2 separate regions of the Mus musculus genome follow, and region 1 is linked to region 2. Evidence: chromatin loops called from intact Hi-C (ENCODE). Cell type or tissue: heart. All regions are shown on one strand.

What was found. Peaks named below come from ENCODE experiments on the same cell type or tissue, not always from the same donor. Only the 100,000 strongest peaks of a DNase experiment are listed, where the experiment ranks them.
Region 1: a loop joins it to region 2, with 2.3 times the contacts of the local background. A loop is called at or near these places in 6 of 42 quality-filtered maps.

What each region holds. Positions count from the first base shown.
Region 1 is chr5:76,970,452-76,978,451 of GRCm38, reverse strand. Srp72 (signal recognition particle 72) reads right to left here and starts at 3,751. Exons shown (of 19, transcript NM_025691.1): 1 at 3,620-3,751; 2 at 1,934-2,054. The coding sequence starts at 3,728. In heart, no CTCF peak of the experiment used is centred here; DNase peaks (open chromatin) are centred at 3,601 and 3,701; H3K4me3 peaks cover 2,398 bases; H3K27ac peaks cover 1,552 bases.
Region 2 is chr5:76,584,534-76,592,533 of GRCm38, reverse strand. Cep135 (centrosomal protein 135) reads right to left here and starts at 3,835. Exons shown (of 26, transcript NM_199032.3): 1 at 3,610-3,835; 2 at 663-819. The coding sequence starts at 775. In heart, a CTCF peak has its summit at 3,883 (motif pointing left); a DNase peak (open chromatin) is centred at 3,783; H3K4me3 peaks cover 1,581 bases; H3K27ac peaks cover 1,294 bases.

The DNA of each region.
Region 1 (8,000 bases), 390 kb before region 2:
TTTCCCACCCTTTCTATCCCCCTTCCATCCCCAATCACTTAGGTAGGAGAGAAAGAAGGATAGGAGGGAAGGAGAGAGGGAAGGAGGGGAAAAGGGAGGGAGAGAGGGAAGGAGGGAGAGAGAGAGAGGGAGAGAGAGGGAGAGAGGGAGGGAGAAGGAGAGAGGGAGAGGGGGAGGGAGGGAGAGAGGGAGGGGGAGGGAGGGAGAGGGAGAGAAGGAGGGGGAGGGAGAGGGAGAGGGGTAGAGGGGAAGGGGGAGGGGGAGGGGGGAGAGATCCCTGAATGCGCTACATCCATGTCCTCATCTGCTCTTTGTTTTCATGACTTCTGACAAAACTACTGGCATTTTGAAACAAATATCAAATAGGGCAATCATGGAAGAGATCAATACAAGATTTCCTGAGCTACAAGGACAACCCAAATACTTAAACGGGCTACATCTTGGGACTGGGGATGTAACTCAGCTTGTCTAGTACCTCCGCAGCCCTGGGTTCTATACCCAGCACCCTACAGCTGGATGGCGGTCATGTCTGCTGTCTCAGCACTGGGGAAGAACAGGCCGAGGTCAGAGAGCTAACCTCTTACTCAGCTCCTGAGGAGCTTCAGGCTAGGATGGGAGACGATGTGACACAAGGTCTCCATAGGAGAAAGGTTCTTAAATCTACTTAATAAAATATACAATACTTGTTAACTTGTTCATGAAGAAAATAATTTAAAAAAATAATTAGAAATAAAATATGGTATCTATAAGTGACTGGAAAAGATTCAATCAAGCAAGCAGTTATTTAAACCCCAAGATTTAAAACTCACCCACATTAAAGTGATATTTAAAATTAATTTTGAAGTTTTGACTATAATCCCCACCGAGGAAAAACTTATCAAAGCAAATGTAAAAAAGTAGCAATTCAGGAAGTTCATGTTCTGTGAAATGATAAAAGAGATTTTTTTAAAAAGCCATCAATAATTGAAAATGAACAACTCAAAGGTCTTGGCCTGAACAATTAATGGATGGCGGTGGGTCAGAGGTTAGGTCAAGTTCACCTTAAAGACCTCTATTGGTAGCTGTTTATATGCTGTTAGCTTACACATGTCTAGTCTATAGATACATGATTGTTTTCTCCCTAGATTCTCCCTCCAGGAACCATTACCAGCTCCCCCACTCCACCTTTAGAAACAAGAGTCTTATTTAGTACATAGCCCAAGACAGCTTCAAACTAGAAATTTTGCCTGTCTCTTGCATGCTGGATTACAAGCATAAATTGTTTATGTAACTCGTTTCACATTTACATTCTGCATTCTTTTATGTTTTACCCCCTTCTTAGCAGTTCAAAAGAAAGACAGCTCAGCTGGGCGTGGTGGCGCACACTTTTAATCCCAGCAGTTGGGAGGCAGAGGCAGGCGGATTTCTGAGTTCGAGGCCAGCCTGGTCTACAAAGTGAGTTCCAGGATAGCCAGGGCTACACAGAGAAACCCTGTCTCAAAAAACCAAAAAAAAAAAAAAAAATAGACAGACAGACAGACAGCTCTGGAAATTGTGGCACATCCCATCATTCAGGAGGCTGAAGCAGGACTGCACAGTTTAAAACCAGCTTGCGCTACATAGTGAGTTCCAGGCCAGCAAGGATTAGATCAAACAAACACACAAATGCAAAACAAGAAAAACCCAAGAAAACAGAAAACAAGTAAAGAAAAAAAAAAAAACACAAACAAAATAAAATTCTGAAATTCTTCCAACAGTCCAGCAGAAAGGAACCAAGATCACTACTTTGTCTTCCAACTTCAGAAAGACCAACGAAAAAGGAAAGAGAAGCAGGCCAAAGGTAAAGCGCAGAAGAGAGCAATGGGAGGTGAGCAATGGGCGAGGTGATAGCGATGGCCAAAGTATTTCCAATGACAGTAACTAACAATAACGACAGCAACTAACAGTCACTTACTTGGCTAACACTTTGGTGTGAGTATTGATGACATTCAAGGCTTCTTTGAAACTTCCATTCTGGATAAGGCAAACTACTTTACAGTGCAGGGCAGTGACATCATCCTTGTTGATCTGCAATACTAGAGAACAGTGTTTAGGAGAGCCATTTCTAAATCCATTCCTCTTGCACACTTTTACTAAATACAGACGAGAATCCAGCTTGCCTAACGAATGTGAGGCCCACAGTCTAATCTTCAGCACTGTAAAGCAAACAAAAAGTACAATGTAGGGCTGGAGAGATGGCTCAGTGGTTAAGAGCAACGACTGCTCTTCCGAAGGTCCTGAGTTCAAATCCCAGCAACCACATGGTGGCTCACAACCACTCGTAATGAGATCTGATGCCCTCTTCTGGTGCATCTGAAGTCAGCTACAGTGTACTTAGATATAATAATAAATAAATCTTTTGTTAAAAAAAAAGTACAATGTAGACATGATTTATCTTTAGAGTGTTCTAAAGAAATATTCAAAATTTCCCTTTCCCATAAAGAGATCAAAGGGAAATACAAAGAACTCAGGCGGCCACGGCTCTATGCCAACAGCGTGTCAAGTGTCAAAATGACTAGGACCATGGTTCCCCTCGCTCCTAGTCAACCACAGGAATCCAATTCTCACTTTACGAGTCGTCGAAGGGACTTCTAGAAATTAATAGACAGGGCTGAAGGGACAGTCTTGGCTGATCAAAGAAGTGCTACAGAGTTTTATACCGATACTAAATATTGGTTGTAGGCCCACTGAAGGGCTAAAGTGAATTCAAGTAAGTTTGGCAATCATCAATTCTAATTAGTAGCTGTCTTCCTTAATGCACTGTGGCCACTGTCACTACTTTTATAGGAACTCAGGAACCCGAAGGTTTAAAGTGTATATTACTGTGATAGCCTTTATGTAACTGGGGCTTTGTACAGCTGAAGGGTTTCATAGTTACATCACCAAACCTGACACACACAGGTGTATCTACTGTACAAAATATAGCACGGCCATATTACAGGCACATAGTGATGAATAACAACTTATGGAATCTCATACTGAAGGCAACTAAAATTTGAAATTATAACTTATGGGGGCTAAAAATGCAGGTTAGTTTCCTTACGTTATTTTAAATGTTGGGACGCTCACTCACTCACTCTCTGGCTAAACACTACGGGGAAGACTTTGTGCGTGGAAATGAATAACGACTTGATATTCACACCTTTCCAATCTGCAACGCTTCCACCTTGTCTGCAACAGAGCGGATGCTACGTGTCCAGACAGGTTTCCTTCCCCGGCCCCAGCCCCAGTCAACAAGTTTCCTCCATGACACTGTCCTGATCCCTTCACTCAAGATGAACGAAGAAAAGTCAATCTGACATCTTTGCAAAATCCCGCCGCGGAGACGACACGAAAAACATTTTGGGAAGCGGTTCCGGACGCCATGGTCTCTTTAAGTCCCCCCTCCCCCTCGCGCCCGGTCTCGCGGGGACAGAGGGAAGTACACGTGGCCTTAAGCGACCGAGCTCGGGCCGCCGGTGGCCGTGGGACAGCGACCCGCCCCCGGGCTTGGGGCCGAGCCTGAGGACGCAGCGATCCCCCTCCGCGCTGTGCCGAGGGGTCGCACGCTCGACCCAGGAGATGTCCTCCTCCCGACAACCCGGGCCGCCGGGACACTTACTCTTGTTGACAGTCTTGAGGGCACGCGTGAAGTCGCTGTTCTGCCCATAACGGTTCACCTCACTCCACAGCGCAGGGACTGACACCCCACCACTGCCGCCGCTCGCCATCTTGGAGGAGGTGGGGGTGAGGTGGGGGAGGGGGGTGGGAGGAGCAGGGCGACCTCTGCCCCGGAAGAGGATCTCGAAGTTGGCTCGGCGAAGGAGGAAGTTGATGGTTGCTAGGCGGCCGGGAGTCGCGAGCTGGTCTGTCCCAGAGCTAGCGTCAGAAATCGGTTTTTAATTTTTTCTGTCTTGCGGCAAGACATTTGTTTGCCTGACGCCCTTACTCCTAATCCAAAGGTGACTGGAGGTAGGAGGGGTCAGATTCAGAAGGCGCTCGCCGAAACTGTTAGCCCCAAGCCGCCGGCATTCTGGGGAGACCCCTGTGCTCCGACTGTGGCCGGGCGACAGTCTTTGGGAGAGAAAACTCCCGGTTCTTCGGGTGGTAGGAGGGGTACCTAATTTAAGGAACCGTAGAGAGGCTCTTGAAGGCGGCAGGTAGAGCCACAGCTGCTCATGGGTGCTTCGGGATTGCCATTTTAGGACACGAGCGGTGATTAGAACCTGGGACTAAATCTAGAAGTGAAGATAGGTCTGGGACTGACAAAAATACAGTGAACGGCACTGTTTAACCTCCCTTTGAGATCTAGTTTCAGGAGCAGTGTGGGCTGGAAGCCCGAGGAGATGAGAAGGACCAGGTTCTGAGGTGAGTATATTGACTTAGGTAGATGTCATACAATAAACTACGTCCTGGAGGCCTTCCTTAATGTACTTTAAGGAAACCTGTTCTTGCAGCCTAGCCAGTACACATTCTGCTTCCAAGGCTCGACTTCCTTGTGGAGAAGACCCGTGCATACTATGTAAGTGGTCTTAGCATTCAGCTACACCCTCTACAAGATTACACCATCTACAAGGCTCTCTATTCCTGAGTATTGATCCTTAAGTCCCCTCTCTTTGAACGACCTATAGTCCTAAGACCAGAGACCTTATTTACTTTGCTTACTACCTGGGAGACCTGAACCAAACCTTCCTTCACTTCCCCTAGACTCAACCTAATGTTCTCTTAATGTTGCTACTTAGGTTTTAAACCACCTATCTACTTCCTGTTTCTTGCCTGAGTCAAGTGCTGAAACGCTAGCTGATTGTCATATGTGTGGTCAGTATGATACATCAGACTGAACTTAAAAGAGTTTCTTTTGGGTCATGATTTCATAGATTTCAGCCACAGTAGGTTGGCTTTGTTGCTTTGGAACCTCAGTGAGGTGCTTCATCATGATGGAAATCATGTCGTAGTGGCCCTAAGCCGCTCACCTAATGGTTACTGGGAAGGAAGAAGCTGGAGAAGCCACAGACAAAATGTCAAGTTTTTAAAAAGTACACTCACGCTAGGCACCATCTCCTACAGCTGTGACCCCGCCAGGGGGGTTACAAATTAGATATTTAAATTACTATTCATAGCAATAGCAAATTTAGTTATGAAAGTAGCAACAAAATAATTCTATGGTGGTGGCTGTGGGGTCACCACAACATGAAGAACTGTATTAATGGGTCATGGCATTAGGAAGGTTGAGAACCACTGGCCTAGACGTTCCACCACCTTTAAACAGTGCCAAAGGAGCCTTGACAAAACACCCAAGACCCCAACTATAGTGTATTTCCCAGCTGCTGAACATGCAGTCGTCTATTAAATCACCCAGTGCTGTGTCCCCATCTTTGGGAATTTGCACTTTTATTCATTCAGTGAGTATCTCAGTGCTATGTGCATGCCTGTACTAGGAATTTACAGTTGCTGAGGTAAATAAGATGTCCAGTGTCCTTGGATTATGTATTTCCTAGTTAGATGAGATAGACAATAAACAACAATATACTAAGTGGTGGTAAGTTCTCTGAGGAACTGAGGATGACAATTGAGACTGGAGACCTAGTTTTTGTTTTTCTTTAAAGATCAGAAAGTCTGAGTATCTGCATCTGTCTTAGGTGCTGGCAGAGCCTCTCAAACGACAGCCATACCAGGCTCCTGCCTGCAAGAACATCTCGGCATCTGCAATAATGTCAGGGTTTGGTGTTTGCTGATGGGATGGATCCCAAGGTGGGGCAGTCTCTGGATGGCCTTTCCTTCAGTCTGCTCCATTTTTGTCTGTGTTTCTGTTAGACAGGAACAATTCTGGGTTAAAATTTTTGAGATGGGTGGGTGGCAGACCGCAACTAGGGGCCATGTCTATCTACTGGAGGTGGTCTCTTCAGGTTCTATCTCCCCACTGTTGGGCATTTTAGCTAAGGTATCCCCATTGGGTCCTGGGAGCCTTTCCCATCCCTATCATCTGGGACTTTCTAGTGGTTCCCCTCTACCCCCAACTGCTACATATTACTATTCATTCTCCTGGCCCTCTGGACTGCTCTCCTGTCTCTTCAAATACCTGGTCCACACCCCCCCTTCCCTCTGCCATCCAGGCCCCTCCCTCCCTCTGCCTCCCATGATTATTTTGTTTCTCCTTCTAAGTGGTATGAAGCATCCACACTTTGGCCTTCCTTCTTGTTAAGCTTCATGTGGTCTGTGAGTTGTTTTGTGGTTATTCTGAGCTTTTGGGCTAATATCCACTCATCAGTGAGTACATACAGGTATGTCCCCTTGGGTCTAGATGTACATACCTCGCTCAGGATATTTTCTAGTTCCATCCATTTGTCTGCAAAATTCTCGAAGTTCTCATTTTTAATAGCTGAGTAGTACTCCATTGTGTAAATGGATACATTTTCTGTATCTACTCTTCCATTGAGGGACATCTGGGTTGTTTCTAGCTTCTGGGTATCTTTGAACATAGTGGATGGAGCATGTGTCCTCATGATATGGTGGAGTATCTTTTTGGGTATATGCCTAGGGATGGTATGACTGGGTCTTCAGGAAGAACTATTTCCAATTTTCTGAGGAACAACAGCCAGATTGATTTCCAAACTGGTTGTACCAGCTTGCAATCCCACCAGCTATGGAAGAGTGTTGCTCTTTCTCCCTGTCCTCACCAGCATCTGCTGTTACTTGGGTTTTTAATCTTAGACATTCTGATTGGTGAATAAGTTGGGGAGAACACCCCCCTTTTTTTTTTTTTTTTTTTTTTTTTTTTGGTTTTTTGAGACAGGGTTTCTCTGTATATCTCTGTATAGCCCTGGCTGTCCTGGAACTCACTTTGTAGACCAGGCTGGCCTCGAACTCAGAAATCTGCCTGCCTCTGCCTCCCAAGTGCTGGGATTAAAGGTGTGCGCCACCATGCTCGGCTTTTTTTTTTTCCTTCCTTTTTTTTTTTTTTTTTTTTTGAGAACCCCTCTTAAAGGCAGAGGGGAGGCACATGGACTGGGGAGGCTCGAGAAGGGAACATTTGAAATGTAAACATAATAATAATAGATCAGAAAGTCTGTCAAAAGTACTGTGTCATTATTCCATATTATGATCATTTAAAGGACTGAAGTTCAAGTTCCTCTTTCTCCACATCTTCACCAGCATCTGCTGTTGCCTCAATTATCTTAGCCATTCTGACTGGTGTGAGGTGGAATCTCAGGGTTGTTTTGATTTGCATTTTCCTGATGATTAAGGATGTTGAACATTTTTTCAGGTGCTTCTCAGCCATTTGGTATTCCTCAGGTGAGAATTCTTTGTTTAGCTCTGAGCCCCATTTTTTAATGGGGTTATTTGAATTTCTGGGAGTCCAGCTTCTTGAGCTCTTTGTATATATTGCATATTAGTCCCCTATCAGATTTAGGATTGGTAAAATCCTTTCCCAATCTGTTGGTGGCCTTTTTGTCTTATTGACAGTATCTTTTGCCTTACAGAAGCCCCCATAATCAGACATCAAACCCAGAAACTATTGCATATGCCAGCAGGATTTTGCTGAAGGGACCCTGGTATAGCTGTCTCCTGTGAGGCTATGCCAGTGCCTGGCAAATACAGAAGTGGATGCTCATAGTCAATGGAACACAGGGTCCCCAATGGAGAAGCTAGAGAAAGCACCCAAGGAGCTGAAGGGGTCTGCAAACCTATAGGTGAAACAACATGAACTAACCAGTACCCCCAGAGCTCGTGGCTCTAGCTGCATATGTAGCAGATGGCCTAGTCGGCCATCACTGGGTAAAGAGGCCCCTTGGTATTGCAAATTTTATATGCCCTAGTACAGGGGAATGCCAGGGCCAAGAAGTGGGAGTAGGTTGGTAGGGAAGCAGGGCAGGGGGGAGGCTATAGGGAACTTTCGGGATAGCATTTGAAATGTATATAAAGAAAATATCTAATAAAATAAAAAAAAATAAAGGACTGAAGTTCTAATTCAGTGGTAGCCATTTAACTAGCATGCACAAGGC
Region 2 (8,000 bases):
CATGAAGTTTACAATGCAAGGAAGACTAAACCAAGATGTCAAGGATGATGCACGGTGATTGTAAAATGCTGTGCCTGTCCTACACAGCACGGAGTGTGAGAAGGTGCAAGAACAGAAAGGGAGAGCACGCTACAGGCAGAAGGAGTAGTGAGCAAGACAGCAAGGCTGAGAGTACACGGACTTCACAGAGCATTACATGACTCAACACATGGGAGTAATAACACCACATTAGAGTGCCTTTCTAGACTAGCAGAAACTAATTGCCAGCTCGGCAGACAGAATTTAAGGGGGAAGTTGCGTGGGAGTAACGCTCAATGGTAGAGCACTGGCCCAGCACACTCAGAGGCTGTGTTTGTCCTCACCACTGTGAAAGGATAACAACAAACGACAAGCCAGAGACGGGAGAGGGCGCCTCTAACCTCCATCAGACACCTCAGAGTGTGATTCCCTTCAGGGAAAGGCCCGATGGGTATAGCGACCCCTAGCATCCTGCCCCACAAAGGTCCTCTTTTGAGGACCAGGCTTAGGATGAAAGAGAGACCAGGCAAGCTTAGGACTTCTCCAAAATCCACTGGTTGCATTACCATGAAAAGAAGGTCAGCTACGAACTTGGTAAGTGGATTAAGGACTACACACATTAATAACTATACTTTCATCTTTACCTGAAAAGTTTTTCTACCAAAGGCAGACTGTCCACTGACAGGGTCTGGCGGTAGCCCAGCTGGTCTAACCTCTTCCGAATGTTAATATACTTTCTCTCTGCAGCTGTAGTCATCTTGCTTCCAAAACCAGTTTTAGTCACACTCCCAACTTAAAGGCCTGAAAGAGAGAATCAACACAAGCTGTTAAACATAACTTTAACATCAAAGAATCGTTGGTTTCTTTTAATGTCGTCAGTGCTCTATAGTACTAATACTTAGTTAAATCCAATACATATGATCTCCATATTGCTACATTACAACATGTGGTTCTTCATGAACCTGAATCTAAAACTTAAAACAATGAAAATTCTAGAAGGAAACAAAGGTTTTCCAGAGGCAGGCAGGGGACCCTTGCAATTCCACTTTCTTACAGAGCTGTAGCTGGCAGGCAGGCAGGTATCCTGCTCATTCTAGGCAAGTGCCCTACAGGGGACTATGTCCACAACCCACAGGGCACCCCTTAGTGACAGTAAACATAAAAGAAAGACATGCTAAGTAGGACCTCATAAAAGTAGAAACTATCAACTCATCAAAACATGCTAGTAAGGAAAATGTAAAGGCATGGTCAGGATGCGGCTTAATGGTTGTTCTCTCTTAGTATTGGGAAGCTCTGGATCCGAGCTCTGAAACATCAAGAAAGAGGAATGCGAGTGGGGAATGAAAACTAGAGTACTAGAAAATATTCACAAGATCTAAGAAAATATTTACATACTGAATAGAAAATAAACTCTTGGATCTTAGTAACACAACAATCCAATAAGAAAATTGGGGCAAGATCTCGTAGGAGGCACATGACTCTAATCTCAGAATTTGGGAGGCAGAAACAAGCCTGTACACTGTACACAGTAAGTCGGAGGCCCAGGGATACATAGTGAGACCTGGTCTCAAATTATCCCCCCAAGGATAATTTGGTCTGTGCATTTCACCATGTAAATTTCACTCCCATATTGGTTCTTTTCATTGTCTTGAGACAAAGGCCTTATAACATCCTGACTGATCTAGAAAATTGTATTAAAACTAAACTTTAGTTGTACAAACATTTGAAAAGACACCTTGCAAAAGGCATCTTGAGGGAAATATATGAAAAGGTGCGTAACATGCAAAGACTCTCAGCTTAAGAAATCCACACACCACCCAGAGAGTAGAAAACCACTGTGGAACGAGCCAAACAGCTTCCTATTAAGTGAAACACAGTCCTAGCTGATAACACCATAATTCTATTCCTACAGCTTTACAAAAGAAAACGGACAGGAATATGCACAGGGAGACTCCAGCAGCTTCACCTGTAACTGTACAGAGCTGGAAAGGGGATGAACAAGCTATCCTACGCGGGCTAGAAACAGTTTCACGGGCCTCTGGAGAGTCTCTGGAAAGGATAGATCTTTTTTCCCAAAGTGATAGAGGACTGCCTGGGGTAAGTTACCCAGGCACAGACATTCATGGAAAGTGCTTAAAGGCACACTGAAGGTGCATTTCACCGTGTAAATTTCACTCCCATATTGGTTCTTTTCATTATTTTGAAATATACCATCCTGACTGGTCTAGAACTCATATTATTGGCCAGACAGCCCCATCTTTTTCTTCTGCCTGTGCCTTTGAGTGCTAGGACTACAGATGTGTACCACCAGGCCCAATCTTACTTCCTTTTTTTTTTTTTTTTAAGTAACACACATGTAAGTAGCTCAGTATACATTTTTATGCTTGTCTATTTCTATGCTTGTTTGTTTACCGTATCCAGGGTTAAGCACTGAGCCTATGACATGGTAGGAGAGCACTCTTTACTGGGCAATACCTCCAGCTGTTATACTTGTCTTCTCAAACACCTATGATTATTTATTATCTCTACCAATCTGCCCTAAAATTGAGTTATGCAGAGACCATTTCTAACCTTTGCCAAAAAATTGTAGTCATAGAACTCATGTTTCTAAATCAAATAAAAATTATGTCCTTCACCACTAGTAAAAATTATAAGTGCACATAAATGAATACATGCAAAACCTGATGCTCCAAACACCCATTGTGGGATCGAGTACCAATGTCACCGTTCCTATTTAAAGCATAAAGCCAAGAAGGCTGTCCCAAGAAAATAGCTTCCCCAACCACAGGGCTACTTCTAAATTAGTGTTTCTTCTTGGTTATCCCCGTTAACAAATCTAGGATCTTCTTTTAGAGGCTTCCCCTAGGGCTTTCTAGGTCCCTCCACAAAAGGACTTGATTGATGCCGGAGGTGTTTTACAGAAACTCCTGTGCTCACAAGAAAAACATCTGACAAGATAAATTAGCGGGGCAAACTCCAAGAACTATGCCCCCTCCTTGACAGCTGCCAACTCCGGGTACCAGGAAACCATCTTTCTCCATCCTTCATGAAGGCAGAATGAGAATACGAATCAAAAGACCATGGGCCATAATAAGTAAAGTCCTCCAGGCTGGGGGGTGATATGTACATATTAGGGTTTCCCCTATATTCCAGATCACAAGCTTTAAATCAAAACAGCCGAAAAGGGTAGGTTCCGCAGTTACAACTAGCTGTCCACTAAACCCTGGGGCGTTGTTGTCTCAAAGCGGGCACCTCTTACTTTCTCAGAAATATGCAACCTGCGGATACAGTAGCGTTTAAAAAAACCAACACCAGAGTGCGGGCACCGCAAAGGGCACGGGCCGGAGCGGCCAAGCAGTCCTTCCCCGGCTCAGGCCGGAGGGTGGAACGGCAGTTCTCCTCGGGTCGGCCCCGGGCCGCACGGACGGACGGACGGACCGACGGACTGTGGGACGGTCCCCGCGCCGCCCTCCCGCACTTCCTCCCGGCAGCGCCCGGGCTCCCGCCCTCGCTCGGGGGTGGGGGTGGGGACCGCCCCGGAGGCCCCGCGACCCGGCCCAGCCCCCGCGGCCTCCCCCGGGTGCGCCTCACCGCCGCTCCGTCCCGAGGTACATCGCCCTCCGGACCCGCTGTCCCCGCTGGCTCGTCCTGCTGCGGCCAATGGCTCCGGCACGAGCGCGGTTTGAAAATGGCGCGGAGAGAGACGGTCGCGGCCCACAAGGAGGGAGCGCCGCCGTTGCCCCGGTAACGGACCGGAGCGGCCCACAGTGGCGGCGCGCGCGCCGGCCGCCCGGAGATGGCGGCTTTCGGCCCTCGGTGCCCGGAAACGTAACGGCCGGCCGATGCCGGGGCTACGGCGCCCCCTGGCGGGGAGCCCGAACCTCTGCGGTGCCCGAGGACCTTGCCAACTGGCCGCTGGCGGTAACCATCAGCTAACCCCCAATGACCTTTCACAGGTGAATTTCTGCTGATCGCCCTGTCTTCCCCCTGGATGTCACTGTCCTTGCAGCTTCTCCTGGCTACCACTTGATAACAGTTATTGCCCCGTACCCATGTAAACCCCCAGAATAGAATCCGACCATCAAAACCTACTTGTTTACGTTTCTCCCTGCTGCTTCCAATTGTGGGCTCCTTGAATCAGATATTCTTTTATTCAACTGTATTTCTCTAGCATCTGTCACAGTATTTGTAAATGTTAAATTGAAATGAATTGCTTACAATAGCTTGCTCATGGTTACAAAGATCATGGTCAAATCCCCAGAGTCCACCACTCTCCTAAAAACTTTCTAGATGGTTAAGAGTTGAGTTTTTGTTTGTGCGTGTTTTGTTTTCTTTTGTTGTTTGTTTCTGCTTATATTCCTTACCAAGCCGGCCTTTCCTCTGACTATGTACTTTGTCCACTGCTCAGCACGGAACTGTATGTTGGGATGTGAATTGCTCTGTGCCGATTCATTCTTTGTTTTCACGTCTCAGTCTCCATTTTGTGTGCTTTGTCCGTTTTTAATTGGAAGTTTTAAGGAGCTAATGAATCCTGTAGAGATTTTTATACCATCTTGCACATATACAAGTAAGCATATGTTTATGTAAAGACAAATATCTTTTTTAAAAAAAGTCATAAATATCAGAAATTGGCTGTGCATAGCCATCTAGTGAAGATAGATAACATTGGTGGCCCCCCTTACCCCAAACACACACCAACTAAATGTTAGAACAAAACTCAGTGAAGAAATACAACGGGGTACATGGGATTGAAAGCTACAGTTAGCCTTTGTTCCAAGTGGCATTGATAACCCAGAGTCAGGGTCACTGCTGACCTCCGAGGCCTAAGGTCAGGGATCCTGGCACACAAAACTTGAAAGATGAGAATGCAGAATGCTGCTGCTTCCCACCCAAGTCCTAGCGCTTTAAGCAAATTGCATGGCTGTGGAGGCATGGAGGAAAACAGATGCCCTCACCACAGAAAGTGAGCTTTGTAGACTTAATATCAGCACCAACAGGAGTTCCTGAAACACTTAGAATGAGGTTTGCCTAGAGGCTGGTGGGGTCCTGATTGTAAGGAGGAAGAAAGCCAGATGTAAAGGTAAAAGAGTTGCTTTCACTGAAAACTGATGCTGTAGTTTAGATCTGAAATGTGGTGGTCTGAAGGAGATTGGCCCCTATAGCCTCATATACTTGAATAGCATGACCCCTAGTTGGTGGAACTGTCTGGGAAGGATTAGGAGGTGTGACCTTGTTGGGAAAAGTGTGTCACTGGGGATGTGATGGCTAACATTATATTGATGGCTCACTTTAAAACTGCTTGAGAGAAGCAGAAACCAAAAATGGACTTCCAATGGGTTAGATTTTAAAATTGCCTGGTTTTGCACAACTTTAACAAAACTACTGTTTCTGCTTCGTAAACAAAAGCTTGTTTTACATGAGATGACTTTGTGCTCTTTGCCTGTGTAAGTCCCCCACTGAGGTGGCTGGGGGCTGTGCTGCACTCAGGAGTTCCCAATCTGGGTGTTGAACTGGTGTCTGTATATGAAAGTAGCTTCTTTGTTAAAACTTACTAATGGTCAGACTGGCGAATCTCCGAACCACCTCAGACCTATAACAGAGGCAGGTTTTGAGGTTTCAAAACCCATGCCATTCCCAGTTAGCTCTATCTTTTTGGAGCTTGTAGATCAAGATGTGAGCTCTCGCCAGGTGGTAGTGGCACATACCTTTAATCCCAGCATTCGGGAGGCAGAGGCTGGCAGATTTCTGAGCTCGAGGCCAGCCTGGTCTACAAAGTGAGTTCCAGGACAGCCAGGGCTACACAGAGAAACCCTGTCTTGAAAACAACAACAACAACAACAAAAAAAAGCTCTCAGCTGCTAATCCAGTACCACCCCTGCCTGACTGCCTGCCTGCTGAAACACTCCCTGACATGATGGGTATTGTCTTAGTTAGGGTTTTACTGCTATGAACAGAGACCATGACCAAGGCAACTCTTATAAGGACAACATTTAATTGGAGCTGGCTTATAGTTTTAGAAGTTCTGTCCATTATCATCAAGGTGGGAACATCAAGGTGGGAACATGGCAGCATCCAGACAGGCATGGTACAGGAGTTGCTGAGTGGTCTACATCTTCATCTGAAGACTGCTAGCAGAATACTGGCTTCCAGGCAGTTAGGGTGAGGGTCTTAAAGCCCACACCCACAGTGACACACCTACTCCAACAAGGCCACACTTCCTAATAGTGCCACTCCCAAGGCCAAGCATATACAAACCATCACAGTTATGGACCCTAACTCTCTCAAGTTGTCTTGGTCCAAGTTGTCTTGGTCGTGGTGTCTTAGTACAGCAACAGAAAGGTAACTAAGCCAAATGTCCTCCAAAGGCCTGTGGGCTATGGCCTGGTCTTCAGCATGGCACTGCTGGGAGGCAGCAGATCCTTTAAGAAGTAGTTTAGTGGAAGGAAACTAGGCCTGCCATGATTGTTCTGCTTGGTCACAGGTCCAAAAGCAACAGAGCCAACCAACCATAGATGGAAGCCAGAAGCAACCTCCCCCCACACACACCCAAAGTGTTTTTGCCGTTTTAATCTGATAATTTAAAGTACTTTGTCACAGTGATGGAAAGTTAATGCCATGAGCTTGCAGGTGAAAAGAATGTAGTGGATATATTTTAAATGAGGAGATCAGGCTTTCTCAGGCTCACCACCTCTAACACCTGGACAGACAATCCTTTTTGAGAGGAGTTGTCCTGAGTATTGTGGAATGTTTAGCACCCTTCCTGGCAGCTTCCACCTCAGATGGTTGCTATAGTCACAGTGCCTTCAGGACTTTCCAAATGTCCTTTGAGGTAAAACCTGTAACTTCAGGCTTTCCCGCCCACACTCCAGTTCCCAAAATTATATATGAATAAATGCCTAGGCCAAAAGCTTTGACTTCCCCATTCCCCCACTCATAACTCAGTTATCACATTTGTTCTAAGTTCTGCCACCTGATTATCACCTCTCCTCAGGTTCATGTGGCCATCTTCCTCAGAGTTCAGGGTGAATGTCACCCCCAACTGACTCTATCCCAGAATTCCAATCTACTAGATATCCTACCTTCTAATCCTGCCTCGGGTCATTAGCCAATCAGCTTTTTATTCACTGGTGATGCTTCTACACAGAGCACAAGAGATGATCCCTACACCTCCCCTTTTAGTCCTATACAAGGCTCTTTCTCTTTCCATAATAAATTATAAACAATAATAACAGTTATGAAAACTATCTGATAAGATTATATTGGCAAAGTTTAGTCCATATGTATTTGGCAACCCTGGAGAAAGTATTGTTATCTATCCTATCTTGTTGAGTTTAAAGTTCTATACCTAAATCAATATCTATCATAATCATTGTGAGACTATAACTATCTAGTCTTCAACACCATCAGAGACCTGAGAAGGAATAAATATTACCTAGGTATGCAGGAAGTGCAGGCAAGAAACTTCCAAAATTATAGAAATGACATACATACTTGGATGCATGGACAGTCCCCCAAAATTTCTCTGTGTTGTTGGAGCATCATCTTCAGCCTTCTGGCCCAGAATATTCCACAGACTTTTCTGTGAAGCACAAGTTATGAAGGACTGCTTACCCTGTCTTGGTAACACTTGGCAGTCTACTTCCCTGTGTCTCATTTATCTAGTTTGGACAGCATACTGTCAGCAGTTTCTTGCCTAGTGCCTAGCTTGCAAATTCCATATGGATGCTCTTTGATGCTCATCATCTTCCTTGAAGTAGAATGGGGTGCTGCCAGGCATTGTCAAAATGCCTTTTGTTAATAAAACATCCTTAAATGTGATTTCTGTGGATCTCTGAGGTTTTTGAAAACCATCTATCTATAGTATACCTGATTTGTTTCTAGCTATTTACTATCTGTTCAACTTTGAAAACATCTTATTGTAATTAATTAGACTTATATCTAACATAACCATGGGTTTGATTGTCTGACTACTAACTTGCATT